Linked DNA regions of Mus musculus: region 1 is linked to region 2. A link is a loop called in an ENCODE intact Hi-C map of the cell type or tissue named here. Cell type or tissue: left cerebral cortex. All regions are shown on one strand. Links, peaks and the distances in the headings refer to the core of each region. The heading gives the core; the rest is flanking DNA.

Region 1 (8,449 bases), core at 232-8,231, 59 kb before region 2:
TGTCTCAGGGTGTTATCCATGGGAGGCCTGTCCTTTTCTGATGAGAAACGCAAGAATGGATGGAGGGTAGTGGAGGGAGAGGCTGGGAGGAGAGGAAGGAGGAAATTGCCGTTGGGATATAATATATAAGAGAGTAAAATTTAAAATTAAGAAAACAACCCACGATAGTCTTTGGGATCTACACAACCCGGTCCTCCTTCATCCACCTGATCATTTCCTCCACTGCCCTCCTTGGTGACTCTACTTTGGCTGGAATGGGTTCCCTCCTGCTCACTGAACACACCATTCTATCCCCAGGCCTTCCGACTTGCTCTGCCTGGAATACTGTTGGTCAGCTGCCCACCTCGCTCACTCCCCCACACTGTTCAGGTTATTGATCCAGCATCCCTTCACCAGTGAGGTACTTGGCAATTACTATATTTGGAAGACAGACAACCACCCTCAACCTCTCATCTTACTCATCAATAGCTCATCCACTGTTTATTTACCCCGCTTAATTAATTTCTGTAGCTTTATTATGTATCACTTCCTATTAAAGTGCAGAATTTTTATTTGATCTGGTCATGGCTGTATCCGTAGGGTCAAGGAACAGTGCCAGCACAGAGAAGACACTCAAAGGGCGATTTGCTGAATGAATAAAACGAGAAACTATTTGCTGCTAGAATGTCTTGAGCAGCCCACACCTGATAGCATTATCAGCATCTGTGCAGAGCTAAGTACCCTCAGAATTCAGCAACAGTGAGTTGAGCCATTTTCCTTCCATGTTGCTTTTTTGTTTTTTAAGATACTGGGTTACTTATAACAAAATATATAATAAGTATCTATTTCTAAATTTAAGAAGCATGATCCTTCCTAACCAGGCAGGCAACTTTCTGTGAGTTTGAGCCCAGCTTGGTCTAAATAGCAAGATCCAAGCCAGCTAGGGCTACACAGTGACTGTTTCAAAACAATAGAACACTGTCATAATAATTTGTAGTGCAATTAACATGGGGGTACAGCAAAATAGTGAAAATGGAATCTGTTAAGAATTGATCTAAGCCAGGCGGTGGTGCCACATCCCCTTAATCCCAGCACAAGGGAGGCAAGGGGCAGGCGGATCTCTTCTGAGTTCTAGGCCAGCCTGGTCTACAGAGCGGGTTCCAGGACAGTCAACGCTACACAGAGAAACCTTGTCTCAGGGGAAAAAAAAAAAAAAAAAAAGTCTAAATAAACAATGGCTCATTTTTTAAGTGTATGCCCCAAATACTGCATGTGACACACCAAAATTATCTTAAACTATGTAAACTGGACATTTATTTTTATTTTTGCTAAATCTGGTGATGCTATTTTAGGAAAAGAACCGGCACACTGTCGCATCTATTTCTAGCGAATGAAACATGCCAGTAAACCAGTATAATTCTGGGGCTATCTAAAGCCTGCGTCAGGCTATTACGTCCCCGTGGGTGAGTAGGTGGGCGGGTACTGGGGCCCAATGTCTCCCAAAATCAAAACCCGCGGTGCACTGTGGGAGAAAGGCCTGACATGCAGAACCGGCCGGCAGGTTGGGCGGTGGCAGCAGAAGGGGTCAGGTGGGCAGGGTGGGACAGATCTGAGGCCAACTTCTTTTCCCAGCCTCTCAGCCACCTACTCGGCGGAGGCCAAGGCTCGACAGCCACTTTCTGGCCCTTACCGATGTTGCCTTCAATGCAGAGCCTTCGGGGGCCGCCCCCGTCGTGCATGGCCCTGGCGTGTGGCGCGTCCACGAGCGCGTTCCGCAGCGGGGAACGGAAAGACGCTCGGAGACGACGCAGAAGGAACCGACCTGCAGCCATCCTACCCAAGCCGAGCAAGGCGGGCACTTCCGCCGAGAGCACTTCCGCCTGCGATCAAGCGACGCCAGCGCACCTTTGACGTCAGAGGGCCGTCAGGCAGGAAGTGGCTGGTTTTAGCTCTCTAGGCGGGTGAGGCCGCAGGAGCTGCTCTGTTCTCGCGACATTTGCAGGGACGATGTGGGAGTGTCTCGGTGTTGTGGTGTAGGAGGGTGTGCTGAAGTAGAGTTCAGGCGTCCGTAGCCCTCTCATCGTTTTAATTAATATGTGTATATTGCATATTAGTATGGTGTACAGGGTGAGTCGCAGGACAGTCAGGGCTACACAAAGAAACCCTGTCTTGAAAAACAGAACAACAAAAATCTTGTTATACTTATTTATTTTGATATTTTGAGACAAGGTCTCATGTAGTGCAGTTGGTCCTCCTGCCTCCCCGTCCCAAGTGGTGAGCCTACAATGTGTGTTCCAGCATGCTCATTACGTATCATTTTACTTACTCATTAATGGCGCACTTGTAGAGGTCAGGACGACTTATAAGAGTCTGCTCAAACTCAGGCTATCAGTCTTGGCAGCTAGTGTTTTTACCTGCTGAGCCGTCTCACTGGCCCTAAGATAAATGCCTTCTTCCTCCATACTTTGGGACTTTATTGCCTACAGGAAGAGACTGGACTGTTTTAAGCAGGAAGGGAACAATCCAATAACTTACACAAGTAATGTTTCGCATCCTGTGTAACTGTCAGCACAATGTTGGACCATTTATTTTATCACACCCCATTTTATTTTGACCTTTAAATAGGTAAATGTTCACTTGGAGGAATCTCATCAGGATAACGAGTTGGATTAAGCATGGTATTGGCTCTGTAAGAATGAATCCTGGAGAGGAGACATGTACAGGACTATATGCAGTGAGTGAGGGGAGAGGAGGCATGGAAGAGACTTTCTGAAACATAAAATCTACAGTCCTGCAGTTGTTGGAAAGATGTGACCTGTGGAGCCTAGCACACACAAAGCTGTGGGCTGGATCTGGAGCAGAGAACTCCAGTATGGTGGCACACGCCTGTAATCCTAGAACTTGAGAGGTGGAGGTAGGAGGCTCAGAAGTTCAGTCATCCTTGGCTACACAGTGCATTGGAGGCCATCTTGGGATGTACGAGACTAGCTCAAAAAGGAGGAGGGGGCTTGCAAGTTGACTAAAGGCACTTGCTGCTAAGCCTGTTCACCACAGGGTCACAATCCTCAGGTCCCACGTGGTGAAATGAGAGAACCACCACCTGAAAGGTGTCCTCTGACCACTGCACTTAGCCTTGGCTACAACAACTATAATCTAGGTAGGATTCTCGTGGAGATCGGAGCCGCTAAATTCTATCCATTGCCACTGCCACACACCAGTAACCATCACTGTGCAGAAATACCGATTACATTTCTTTGCTTGTATAAAATCAGAGCTGGGAAATACTTAACTGCCCCTGTCCCCCAAAGAATGAGAGTCTCTCTGTCCTCGGGGTCATTGTAATTGAGAGGCTGAGTCAGGAGTAGTGTTGCCAATTCAAGCCCTGCAGGTCAGCCTGGGACACAGTGTGAAGCCTTGCCTTAAAGAAGTTTATGGTTATTGAGATGAATTAAGCTGGAGAGACTGCTCAGCGGTTAACAGCACGACTGCTCGCTCTCCCATAGGGCCGGAGTTCAATTGTCAGCAACCATATGTTGGCTTACAACCATCTGTAATGGGATCTGATGCCCTTTTCTAGTGTGTCTGAAGAAAGCTATTGTGTGTGTGTGTGTGTGTGTGTGTGTGTGTGTGTGTGTGTGTGTGTATACACACACACACACACACACACACACACACATGACTCAGCATGGGACTAGAGAGATGGCTTAGCCGGCTGTCCTTCTGCCTCAGCCTTCTCAGTAAAGGCAGGTCATCATGCCTATCTATTTCTTTTTTATTTTGGATTTATAGAGTGAATTAATGAACCAAACCATCTTTATCTAGTTACCTGCCAGTTACTCTGATGCCACTATTGATAATGATCTTTTTATCCTTTTTATACTTATTATATGCTATGCCATTCATAAGAATTAATCAGGCTGGGTATGATAATAATAATAATCACTGCACCCTTGGAGGTAGAAGCAGGGCAATTAAGAGTTCAGGGTATTTTCAACTACAAAAGGAATTTGAAGTCAAGCCTGGGCTACACAAGACCTGGTCTGATTTTTTTTTTTTCAGAATCTCTTTGGTTCTATTCTAAATTCCTAAGAGAAAGAGCCTGCAGCATGAAGCTAGGGTTTTATAGAACAAACAAGAGCTGGGTTAGTTACTTTTCTTGTTGCTGTAGCATGATACCTGACACAAGCAAGGTATGAGAGGAAAGGTTTGTTGGCTCTTGGATTCAAAGGATTTCAGTCCAGGACAACGGATTAAGGCCCACCTTAGAGACAGACCTACCCTCCAGACATGCCTCATCTCCTGAAGGCCTGAGTGTCCTAGGCTGGGGACAGATTCAAAACACTAGCCTGAGAGCGACATTTTGGATTCTAGGATCAGGGCACCATCCTATGCCCGAGGAAGAACAATCAACAATCGAATGCACCATTAAAGTAACTCCTCCCCAGAGGGATTAGTTCCTATTGATGGTGTCCATAGAGTCTTTCCAAGCTCTGGAGCTAGCCGGAGGAAAGTCCTGGCCCGTTGTGTAATGGGATTCACTCCCGTTACCTTGGGGAATGAGTCACTTTCCCGCTCCTGGTGGCTGTGAGCCATCTGCTGGAGTTGATGCATATGGCTGATGCAGCCCTGCCAGACACTGTCAGGAAGGTTCCCTTCACTCATTTCACATTCGCTAAGCATCTGCTCTATGTCAGGTCCCCTCAGCTCTCCCAGTGCAGCTCTGAAGGATGGATTATTTTTCTTTCTTTACCCGACTCCCATTTCCCTTCAGAAAAGGGCAGGCCTCCTAGGGATATCAACCAAACATGGCTTATCATGTTGCAATAAGACTAGGCACCTCCACTTACATTAAAGCTGGATGAGGCAACCCAGTAGGAGGAAAAGGGTCCCCAAAACAGGCAAAAGAGTCAGAGAGAAGCCCTTACCCCGCTCCCACTGTTATACAACTGTAACATAGGTGCAGAGAACCTAAGTCAGACCTATACAAGCTCCGTGATGGTCAGTTTAATCTCTGTGAGCACCTATGAGCCCTGGTTAATTGATTGTGTGGGCCGTTTTCTTGTGTCCTTGACCACTCTGGCTTCTAAGTCTTTCTTCCAGTCCGCATGATCAGATACTAATGGCTGTGGATCTCTGAATCTGCTGCCAACAGCTGCCAGATGAAGCCCCTCTGATGATGATTATGCTAGGCTCAGGGCTATAGTAAGTATAGCAGAGTATCATTAGGAATCATTCTATTGACTTTTTAACTTTTAATTAATTAAGTAGCCGGTCATGTTTGTTTCTATCCTAGGTTTCTGGACTATCCAGTCTCTGGTTCCTGGCCCTCTAGGCAGTGTTAGGCATGGGCTCCCTCTCGTGGCATGGGTCTCAAGCTGGACCAGTCATTGGTTGGCCACTTCTACAATTATTTTTCAAGTGCTTATAAATGCTGTGATCATAAGTAAAACTGGCTGACAACACATTAAAGACCATGACATCACTAAAAATTTTGAGACAAATGTTCAAAGAGGTAGCTTTCTTCTGTTGCCTGGACATCTGTTTATTTAGTGTGTGGTGTATATGCATATTCGTGTGTTTATATTTGCTTGTATATGTGTGAGTGCATATAGCACAGTGCACATATGGAGGCCAGAGGATAACCTCAGGTGTGGAGTTTTGCCTTCTGTGTTGTTCAAGATAGGCTCTCTTGTTTCCCACTGTGCGTGCCAGGCTGTCTGGCCCATGAGCTTCTGAACATACATCTGTCTCTGTTCCCATCTAGTTGTAGAACCACTGGGATTGCAGAATGGTGCTACTGCATCCAGATTTATGTGTGTTCTTTATGTGTGTGTTCTCTATACATGTACAGCAAGTACTTTTCCCACTGAGCCATCTGTCTAGCCTCCTTTTAGATATTTTCTTCTTATTTTCAAATCACAGAACCTCTTTATCAGCAGATACCATGACATCAGCTAAAGAATCTAGGACAGGGGACTAGAGAGATGGTGCAACTATTGAGATCACTTGATCCATCATCATGAGGATTGGAGTTCAGGTTCCAGGAAAATGTCACTTGCTAAATTTGTAGGCATTCCCATAGTCTGAAACCATATTTCTAAGGTGGGTGAAGACACGAGGATTGCCGAGGCCTGCTGGTCTCCAGCTAGCTGAGAAAGCATAAACCACAGATTCAGGGAGAGGTCCTGCCTCAAAGAATAGGCAGAAAATGATAGAGGAGGGCACTGGATGCCCTCCACCCTCCACGCACCAGCACACCACATATGCATATACTCATATAGATAGACACTGTCTATCTGTCTGTCTGTCTGTCTGTCTGTATTCTATCAACATATTGAAAGTTTGAATAACCTAGGATGGCATTTTTTGTGATTTTTTTTCAAGTAGAGAAATAGAAGTATGGGGTAAAGGGGAGATACAGGAAGTTGGATGGATACGGAGGATGGGGAGGGTGGGACTAGTCAGCCTGTCCACTCTCCCCTGAGGTGGACATGTGGAGGTTCCTGAGCATTCTTCCAGAGTCAGTCAGTCTTTACCTGTCCTTGAATCTCTGTATGTGTGTTGTGAGATATATATAGTGAATGCACTGTGTGTGTTGTATGTACGTACCGTAGTGTAATGTGTACATTGTGTGTGTTGTATGTATGCTGAGCTTTGCCTTCCAGCAGCCAGTCCCATAGAGAAGTCCCTGAGGAAGCACACACAGGTCAAAGAGCTTTTGTGCTCCCAGGGTGAACTCCCCTACAAATCCCGATTTCAGGATCTGCTTCTGGGAGCTAGATTCTCAGATTGTGCTCCTCCAAGGAGTCTTTCAAACATGTTCTCAACAAGAACTCAAGTGTGAGCTACTGTCCAAGAATTTAAGGTCTCTCCTCTTGGCCACCGGCCCCACTGCCTTTAAGTGAATATGTTTGCAATGGCTAGGGGCCAGGCTGTATTTTCTGGAGCATGGAGGCCAGAACTAGGCTAGGCAGATGAAGAAAAGGACATCCAGCAGAAATGAGGGCCTTTCAATACTAACTAGCATGATGGCCTAGTTGCTAGTAAGCTAGCTGTGACAAGGGCCACTCCATAAATGGAAACCCAAAGGAGTTGAGGTCTTGGGGAAGACTTCCTAGAACCAAGGAAGCTCAGGTATATTTGACACCAAAGTTAGTCTACAATGCCATCTTATTTTCATAAGGTGAGAATAAGAAACTCAGACTTTCAGAAATGTGAGTCCTTATCAGTGATGTGGGGATAATTATAGCACCTACTTCTAAGGAGCAGTGTGGGGATTAGACATGTGTCATGAAGGACTCAAGAGATGGCTCAGTGAGTAAGAGCACTTGCTGCTCTTATAGAATATCTGAACTTGGTGCCTAGCACAGAGCATCCTTGTTTGGTGGCTCACAGTAACGGTAACTTCTGCTCCATGTGGCCCTATGATCATTGTAGGTACCTGCACTCATCACATGCACATATACCCACACAAACACATAATTGCAACAAAAACAACAACAACAACAACAACAACAACAGACTAGAGAGATGGTTCAGTGGTTAAGAGTACTGGTTGCTCTTAGAGAAAACTTAAAATCAATTCCTAGAATCTGCATGGCAACTCACAACCATGTGTAACTCAGGTCCCAGGGGATGCAATGCCCTCTTCTGTCCTTCTTGGGTACTGCACACATGTAACACCCAGAAACACGGGCAAAACTCCCATACACATCTAACAAGAAGGATAATAATAATAATAATAATAATAATAATAATAATAATAATAATAATTCTTGAAAATCCCTTAGCATTGTCTGTGAGACACACATGTAGGAGCATCCAGGAACAAAAGAGCCTCACACAGAGAAATAAGGCTTGAAGGTTTTAATGATCTGTGGCTGGTGACAGCAGTCTTGTGGGGATCCCCAGAGAAGGCCCTCTGACTTTAGAAGCATTTCCTGTGGACAATGGAGGGCCCTGCCTCATCATACTCTGGCTTGCTGATCCACATTTGCTGGAAGGTGGAGAGAGAGGCCAGGATGGAGCCGCCAATCCAGACTGAGTACTTCCGCTCAGGAGGAGCGATAATCTGCAAAGAGAAAATGTGGCAAATTATGACCATCCCCCAAGACAGTGTATAAGAATGGGGTACACTTTTGCATGCTATGATCTCAGATACTGGGGAGCTTCAAAACTAGGTGCTCACATGAGAAGAAGAGTTCTAAACCATCCAGATCAACACAAGATCCCATCTCAAAAAACAGACAAACAACACAATAAAAATGAGCAAGGAGGACCAGAAACCAGAAATCTTCTTAGCCCGTTGCTGAAAAAGGGTAGCCTTTGTGGTCAGAAATGAAAGCTAGGGACTGGAAAGCTGGCTTGGTGGTTAAGATCACTCGTTGCTCTTGCAAAGGACCTGAATTCTGTTCCCAGCACCCACATGGCAGCTCACAATCACGTGTAACCCCAGTTCCAGGGGATCAGA
Region 2 (8,447 bases), core at 1-8,000:
TAGCATCCATTGAAACTTTGAATTCCAAAGCTGAGGAGACATTGCTGGCTTTAAACTAGACTGAACTACATAGTGAGAATGTCTCAAAACAGAAGAAAAGACCCCCCCACCACCACAAACCTCACTTAAATAAAAGCCTGTCCTATGCCCAAAGTGTAACTCTGAAAAGTGTTTTCCTTGTGATATGACAGAAAGGGCCTCTGTCATAAAACATCCTTCACTCTGTGATGGCTAATCTTAGTTGTCTATGTGACATACCTGGGAAGAGGAAACCTTAGTTGAGGAATTGCCCCCATCAGACTGGCCTGCAGGCTTGTCTATGGAACAGCGTGTTGGTTGCTAATTGATGAAGGAGGGCCAAGTCCATTGTGAGTGGTGGGATCTTTAGGCAGATGGCCTGGACTGTATCAAAAAGGTCACTAAGCATGGACCAGGGAACAAGCCAGCAAGCAGCATTCCTCTGCTGATTTCTCTTCAAATTCCTGTCTAGGATCCCTATAAGCTAAGTAAATCCTTTTCTCTCAAGCTGCTATTGGTCAGTGGCTTATCACAGTAACAGAAATGCTAATCAGAATCCAGGACTTCTGCAGCCAGGGATAGTAGGCTAAGATATGCGAAACCCACGTCCGTTATTGCTCTTGTGACCTTGACCTCAGGAGGTTTCTCCTGGGACTCAAAATCCTTCAGAGAAGAATGCTGTGCACCACTTCCAGGCATATGCAGCCTGTGCTGCACAAGCAGATGCCTAAATAACTGTGAAGGAAGCGCTATGCAAAATCATAAACTTATTTAACCATAGAGGCTGACAAACAACACAAGAGCTCTGTGGGTAAAACCCCATGTTGTGCAAGCCTGCTGGGCCTAGCTACCCATCCAGAAGCAGGACTTCAAGGATACTTGAGAGCTGTCCTTTCACCTCTGAACATGCAAATCACAAGTTATTCACATACCTCCCCATACTACAACAATAACGACGACTACTACTACCAAATAATAATAATGATGATGATAATAATAAATAAATAAAGGACTGTGTACATAGCCAACATCTGCCATGTGTGCATATGATTATCATCAGTAGCAGTCACAGGAACAAAAGGTGAGGATGAGAACCATCTTGGAGATCTAACGCCAGGGCTGGAAATGTCCTAGGTGCAGCACAACACAGCAGTGGTGTGGATGGGTGCTTTTGTTTGGGGTTATATCTGGTTGCAGACTAAAGAAAGCAAATACATCAAAACAAAGACACGTCAGCAAACAGGAGAACCACGTGACAGAGCAACGAGAAAACCAGGAAACAAAACGGGAAAGGCACACAGTGACTATATGGCGCTCAGCTTCATCTCTGATGAAGGAAATTCTAAGTAAATGTGAGATAGCGGTTTTACCATCAGATTGGCAAAGGCTTCGAGGTCGGCTGGTGCCTGCCGTAAGCTCAGGTGTAGGAAGATGTGTGTTCCCATGTGTTATCAAGACTGTAAAGAGATCTAACCTTTTTTCTTATTGGAAGGAAAAGATGGAAGACAATTATTCAAAATTACAATGTACATATGCACAAAATCTACAGCTTGGCTTCAAGGAACTCAAGATCAACATAATTACATCTATGCACATACCAAAATATACATACAAGAAGGTTCAATGTGGACTTATAAAAGCAGGGAAGCATCATGTTCATCAAGACAGGATAACTACATGTGCAAATGTGAAACAAGGTTATCACTCACTCTTTCGAAAACAATTTACTGAGCATCTCTATAAGGTGCCAGTCTGTGCTCTGAAGGCTGCTTTCCCCTCATTGCAGAGCACCCATTACAATGGAGAACAGACATTAAAAAAAAGTATGTAAAAAAAATCAATACTACTGGGGATGGAGAGATGGCTCAAAGGTTAAGAGTACCGGCAGATCATCCAGAGGACCTGGGATAGATTCCCAACACTCCTATGGAGGCTCACAACAATCTCTAGTTCCATGGGATATGACACTCTCTTCTGGCTTCCTCTGGCACCAGGCATGTATGTGGTACACAGACATACATGCATGAAACCCCCCCACACACACATAACATAAATACATGCCATTTAAAAAGGAATCAGTGCAAGGAAAGTCACCAATGCCAGGAAAGGAAACAGGTAGAGACTGGGGCATGGGACTGGAGATGGAAGGAGCTAAGGGAAGCATAAGAGATGGCATCTGAGCAGGAACTAGATGAGAGCTGGCTATGGAGAGATTCAGGAGACTGTTCAGGTTGAGAAGGCTCCATTTATCACTAAAAGAACAAGCTCAGGACGGAATACAGACGGTGTATTCATGCATTAAGGCCAAAGGTGCACGGAGGCTTGCTTGCAGATGTATAAATGCTAATTTGTTGGAACAAGTCCATAGGTGTTGTTACATGTGCCATATGGGACATTATTATTGTTATTATTCATGTGTGTGATATGTGTGTGTGTGTGTGTGTGTGTGTGTATGCACGTGCATGCAGCCCTGCATGTGCCACAGTGCACATGTGGAGGTCAGAGGACAGCTTGTGGAGTCAGTTCCATCCTTCCTTCACGTGGGCTCCAGGGATTGAATACCATACTTGCGTGACAAGTACTTTACCCATAAGACATCTCTCTAGCCTGCCATTAAAAAAATTTTTTTTAACTTGAATTCCTCCCTTCTAATGTCTGAGGGAAAATGATCATGAACAAGTATTTTTGTATAGAAACAGTTCACTCAGAAAGTCATGAGGACAGTCAATAAAAGATGCACTAAGGATCCTTATCTCATATTTTCTGGTTTCTGAAGTTAATCATGGAAGAAGAAAGCCTGAGCACGGGAGAGCCCTTCTTTGGTCTATAAACCCCAATCCCAGTAAACGCCTTCAATATGGGTGATGGTTAACTTTCGGAAGGAGGATTTGTGTTGGAGGAGGCTCACACAGTACAGCACACCAGGGCTGCTTGACTATTCGGAGTCCCTCCTGTGCAGCCTCCTGATGCCCATAAAAAGCTGTGAAAGAATCCACAGGCTGCCTTATTGTCTGTGCTCATCATGAAAGTATGTACTGATCCCACATGCTGGAGATCTTTCTTCTATACTGGGGTCTGCAAAAGGCAACACATTCCTTCAGCAGGAAAACTACTACCAAGAGGGGAGATATGCCTGATGTCATTAAGATGCCTGAACCACGCTGGGAGGAAGGACAGACATGCCTTTTAAATCCCGAACTAAAGCATCCATGAAAGGTCCAGAACAAGATTCTCAAGAGTGGGGGAGGCCGAAGGGTGGTGATGTAGATGCCTACCTCCAGGCCCCTCCCCCACACTCCCGCTGTATGTAGTAACTGGTGAAGTGAGCCACTTGGTGTAACCTGGCAGGAAGACATCAAGTGAAAACCAGTCTGAGCCCCACTGGGCTAGCACTTCTCAGCAGCCACCCGCCTGTCATTTCACAGGCTCAGAATCAGGGTCTGCAATGCAGGTGCCATGGCGGACACTGAAGGTAAGATAGCTGCATCTCCTGCTTCAGGCTCAGTCAGCACAAGGCAGTCCCACATCAAACCCCAAAGCCAACAAATCAAGCAAACGAGATGCATGCCCAAGCCAATGCACGCCCCAGCCAATGCATGCCCCAGCCAATGCATGCCCCAGCCAATGCATGCCCCATTAGGTTCGGCTTTGTTCACAAGATCTCTTTATGGAAAAACCTGCTCTAGAATTTGCCCCCCTAAAACACAGTACACTTCTTATCTCCATTCAATGACTTCCTCATGATTTTACTTTGTATCTCTACAAAGAGCTGTCTAAGCTGGGCGTGACGGTGAACATTTTTAATCCTAGTAGTCAGGGGCAAGAGCACCTGTGTGTGAGGCCAGCTTGGTCTATAGAGTGAGCTCTAGGACAGCTATGGCTATGTTGAGAGATCCTGTCTTAAAACAAAACCACCCCCAAAAAACAACCCACCTCCCCCCAAAACCTAAAAAACTAAAACAAAACACTCAAAAAAACAAAAAAACAAAACCCTAAAAGAAATAACACCCTCTACCACCAATCAAACAGACACCAACCTGTCTATTGCAGGGTTTGGCAAAGTAAAACTAATGGTCTAAATCCAGCTAGCCATCTCTTTTTGTACACAAGGATTTCTTCCTTTTTGTTTTTGTTTGTTTGTTTTTTATTTTTGTTTTTCCAGACAGGGTTTCTCATTTTGGCCCTGGCTGTCCTGAAACTCACTCTGTAGACCAGGCTGGCCTTGAACTCAGAAATCCGCCTACCTCTGCCTCCCAAGTGCTGGGATGAAAGGCGTGCGCCACCACTGCCCAGCTTTTGTACACAAGGAAACAAACGAAAACAACCTAGACGAATCTAGACACTCAAGTTTGCCAAAGCTAAGGGAGGGGTGCTACTGGCACCTAGTGGGCACAAACCAGAGAAGCTGCGAACTTCCTCCACCACAGAAATCAGCACAGAACCATTCCCTACCCTGTCAGGACTGTGCTTGAGGAGGCTGACAAGCCTGGTGTGTCCTGACTGATGCACTGATAAGAAACTCGGCATGGTATGACTGATGTTCGTGTGTCTGTCTGGGAGGACACACGTGGGGCTGGGGAGAGTGTCTCTTGTAGGGACAGGAATGGGGAGGGAGGTTTATTATGGTCTCTACAGACTGCCTCCTGTAAGTCTAAATGGAAAATTAAAAAAAAACAAACAAACCCATGCTTTGGATGGAAACTTGAAACATGAGCCGTAAAACCTTGGAGGTGTCACTGCAAGCTGAAACCCAAGCGCATTCTTAAGCCCGAGTTTGCTCTTCTGTGGAACAGAATGGGGGTGGGGGGCGATGCACCTGCTTTGCACACACCACCCCATGAAGATCAGTGAGATGATACCAGGGGGAAAACCCTCTGGAGCCCCCAAGTTCCTCTGAGTCACCGGCAGCTGTTCAGGTCCTGTTGTACTAAACTTAGGACTGGACGTGACAAGCACGACCTTTACCACACCATCCCCTCCCTCAACCACACACCTCTCCTGTCGCTGGGGCTCTGGGAGTCATTCCCTGGGGTCCGCCTTGAGATCTTGTATTTACGCTGCCCTCCCAAGCGTGATGAACTAACAGCCCAGGAAAGGTCTCACTGTGATGAGTCACACAGACAGCAAGTGGTCCAGAGTCACCTGGAGGCTGTGACTACAGCAGTGGCTAAGAAGGAAACCTCTTCCCTATGCCATTCTGAAGGCCCATGGTGAGCACAGGAACCTGGGCTCTGCCACACACCAGCAGTGGTCCTGTAACCACCTGCCTGAGCAGAGAAAGGGCAGTCAAAACACTCTCCGATGCAAACACGTCCCGCTTACCGGCTAACTCTTTTGTCTAACCACTGGGACATGCAGTCTCAGCCTGAGAACCAAGCCTTCTACTCAGGAAACTCTTAAGTCCAACACCACCACCTTCTGTCCCTGTGCCTTTGAATGGCAAGGATGACTCACACGTGAAAGTTGTCTGGAACCCGATCAATGGTTGACAGTGTCAAGGACCCCACTGTCAGCAACTGTGAGAACCACAGGTGAGCACAGGGGCAGAGCACAAGGGATGCCAGGCACAGGACCCAAAAAGGCAACGGTAGCTGTCTTACGTGATGTACTTGTTGTAGAGGATAAAGGCATGTTCAATGTTGCCTTCTTCCGAGTAAACGGACGCCATGCGGATGATCTCAACACCGGAGCGGTAGTAGCGACGGGGTGGAATGTCTTCATTTAACTCAACTGCACTCCCAAGTTGGGACAGAATCCTCACCCGGTCTTGGGGTGGGAGGCTCACATCCCCATGGTCAGACATTGGACAAATAAGTTCTGAGACAGAAGAGAAAAGACAGGTAACATCAAAGCCAAGGCCGCAGCTTCCCAGCGGTCAGAACAGGATGAGCTCTCACAAACCTCCCAAGAAATTAGACAAAGAGGCAGCCATGGTGGAGTACACCTTTAATCCTATCACTTGAGGAGCAGAGGCAGGTTAGATCTCTGAGTTCAAGGCCAGTCTAGATTACCTAGCAAGTTCCAGGACAGCCAAGGCTACAAAGAACAACCCTGTCTCAAAACAAAAACAGAATACGAAATGGACAAACAAAACATTAGAGAAAATAAAACACTACATACACTACATACAGGTTCTGATCAACAAATTATCCCTCCTGGCCTCATGAACACCCAAATCTTGATTTGAGGACTGACACAGGTAAAAAAAAACAAAACAAAACAAAAAACAAACAAACAAAACAAAAACAAAAACAACAAAAAACAAAACCAAAAAAAAAAACAACAAAAGAAAACCAAGCTTGTCCTGCAATTTGATGGTACAAGGAACACAGTCATTAACAGGGCACTGTGGGTTGGTCTTACTGCTACCAAGAGTTACTCTCCATCAGTAGGAGGCCCATCCAGAGAACTGCGTCTTTTTCTTTTTCTTGTTTCTTTATGCGGATGACCACTTCCGTTTACCCAATCCCTGGCAGAGTGTGTTCAGTGAATCCTCATGAACACGGCCTGGATAATTCATGTCGACCATTTCATTCCACCAGAGATGAAATGGTATTTACCGGGATACGCTTCCTCAGTTTTGAACACAAGGTTAATGCGGGGCTCCTTTCTAGGGTGAATATTCCTGACGCTGCTCACTAAACCACCCTTCACTTCAGCCCATCCCATTCACCACTTTCAGGGCCAGGTAGTTCATGCTTGGAAGCATCAATCCGTGCTTGTCCCCACAAGCCAAGCAGGGTGTAAACGGCAAAGTGACAGCACCTAGGTTGGGGTGGAACACTCTAGGAGTTCCTACTCATTGGTACCCAAACTGTAGGAATTTACATTCTTTCTAGATGTTGCTTCTGGGCTCCCTGGCACCATCGTTGCACATAATCCTGAGTGGAACGGGGTTGTCGGTGTGCACTGGATAACAGCACACCCTAGCCAGCCTGTTCTAGAATACACTCATCTTGGGTCTGAGCAGTCTTGTTTTTCCCATCTTATTCCTCGGTCAGGATTCCCATCTGCCCGGGGAGACGCAGATTACAGTGTTGTGCATTCAGCTATATCTCAGTTCTACTCACCTGTCCTCAGAGGTTGTTTTCTCTAGGCCAGTTCTGCTTTAGCTTGCCCTAACTTTGCGGTGGCATTTTGTCCACGAAGTTTCCCCACTAAACTCCCTTTTCTAGCAAAAGCCGAGGGCTGCTAGGAGTGTGGGGACATTGCGAGTGTAAAACACATCCTCTTGAGAGTGTAAATCTGCCCACGTCCCTAACCGCCGAACTGGGCACAGCCCAGAAGAGCTCATTGGAATGGGATGCTGGCCATCTGGGCACCTCTCGAGAGAGGCACTTGTGGGTAAAGAAAGGACCATCCTCCAGAAGCCATCGAGTGGCTCGGGACAACATGGGGTTCAGCAACCCTGCAGAGCGTGTGTATCGGGAGAGGGATCCAGCAGTAACTGCTGGCAGCGCCCATCTAGAAGGCACTCAGTCAGGTTTCTCCAAAAATGCAAGGCACTCAGTCAGGTTTCTCGAAAATGCAAGGAGTGTTGAGACCAGGCCTGGCTGGTCTGAAGCCAGCCCTGAAGACAGGGCCATCCCAGAGCTCGCGCGCGGCCGGCCTGGGCCAGGGACACGGACCCCACACTCACGGCCTCTCCCCGCGGGGTCCCACCGCGCCAGGATCCCCAGTCCCGCTGCATTCCCGGGACCCTTCCCACCTTTCGTGAAGGATGACAGTCAGAGCTTCCGGAAACGTCACCTCCGATGACACGCCCACTCTCGCCACTCCTTCAATTACGCTCCACGGATTTAGGACCTGGTGTGGAGAACTGGTGGGTGGGGCTGGAATCTTCCACCAATGAGAGGGAGCGCTGCAGCGCTCCTTTTGGTAAAGAAAACGAACCAGGAAGGAAAGGGAACCTAGTGAAAGAGGGGACTGCAGCAGAAACCAGTATGCTTTTCCCCCCATTAATTTATCTTTTTATTCACTTCACATCCCTACCGTTGCACTCCCCGCTCTCCCCGCCCCCCCCCCCCGCGACGCACAATCCCTCCCTTCCTCCCTCTGGATATCCCACTCCCCCTGACTGTTGCACATCAAGTCTTTGCAACGCTAGGCTCATCCTCTCCCCTCTCCCGCTGAGGCCGGAGAAGGCAGCCCAGTTATGCGAACGGGACCCACAGACAGGGAACAGCTTTAGAGACAGCCCCCACTCCAGTTGTTGGGGGACCCACATGAAGACCAAGCTGCACATTTGCTACATATGTGTGGGGGGCCTAAATCCAGCCTGCTTATGCTCTTTAGTTGGTGGTTCAGTCTCTGAGAGCCTCCAAGGGTCCCATTCTGAAGCAGGAGTTTCCTGCCAATGGCTCCTCCATCGGAATAATAGCGAATTAATATTTCAAGGGGGATCGCTATCTAGCTTGTCATTCACAGCA

What was found. Hi-C counts contacts between places; a loop is a spot of excess contacts. Peaks named below come from ENCODE experiments on the same cell type or tissue, not always from the same donor. Only the 100,000 strongest peaks of a DNase experiment are listed, where the experiment ranks them.
Region 1: a loop joins it to region 2, with 2.5 times the contacts of the local background. A loop is called at or near these places in 3 of 42 quality-filtered maps.

Annotation. Positions count from the first base shown.
Region 1 is chr6:83,505,079-83,513,527 of GRCm38, forward strand. Dguok (deoxyguanosine kinase) reads right to left here and starts at 1,891. Exons shown (of 7, transcript NM_013764.2): 1 at 1,670-1,891. The coding sequence starts at 1,811. It overlaps Actg2 (actin, gamma 2, smooth muscle, enteric), which reads right to left. Exons shown (of 9, transcript NM_009610.2): 9 at 7,831-8,050. The coding sequence ends at 7,907. In left cerebral cortex, for the core only: CTCF peaks have their summits at 1,877, 4,578 (motif pointing left), 5,348 (motif pointing left) and 7,624 (motif pointing left); DNase peaks (open chromatin) are centred at 1,485, 1,874, 4,571, 5,346 and 1 more place; H3K4me3 peaks cover 1,595 bases; H3K27ac peaks cover 2,730 bases.
Region 2 is chr6:83,564,685-83,573,131 of GRCm38, forward strand. It overlaps Stambp (STAM binding protein), which reads right to left and starts at 7,820. Exons shown (of 10, transcript NM_024239.2): 1 at 7,727-7,820; 2 at 5,619-5,835. The coding sequence starts at 5,821. Gm21284 (predicted gene, 21284) reads left to right here and starts at 3,355. Exons shown (of 8, transcript NR_078345.1): 1 at 3,355-3,490. In left cerebral cortex, for the core only: CTCF peaks have their summits at 4,406 (motif pointing left) and 7,894; DNase peaks (open chromatin) are centred at 4,415, 7,334 and 7,813; H3K4me3 peaks cover 1,276 bases; H3K27ac peaks cover 1,221 bases.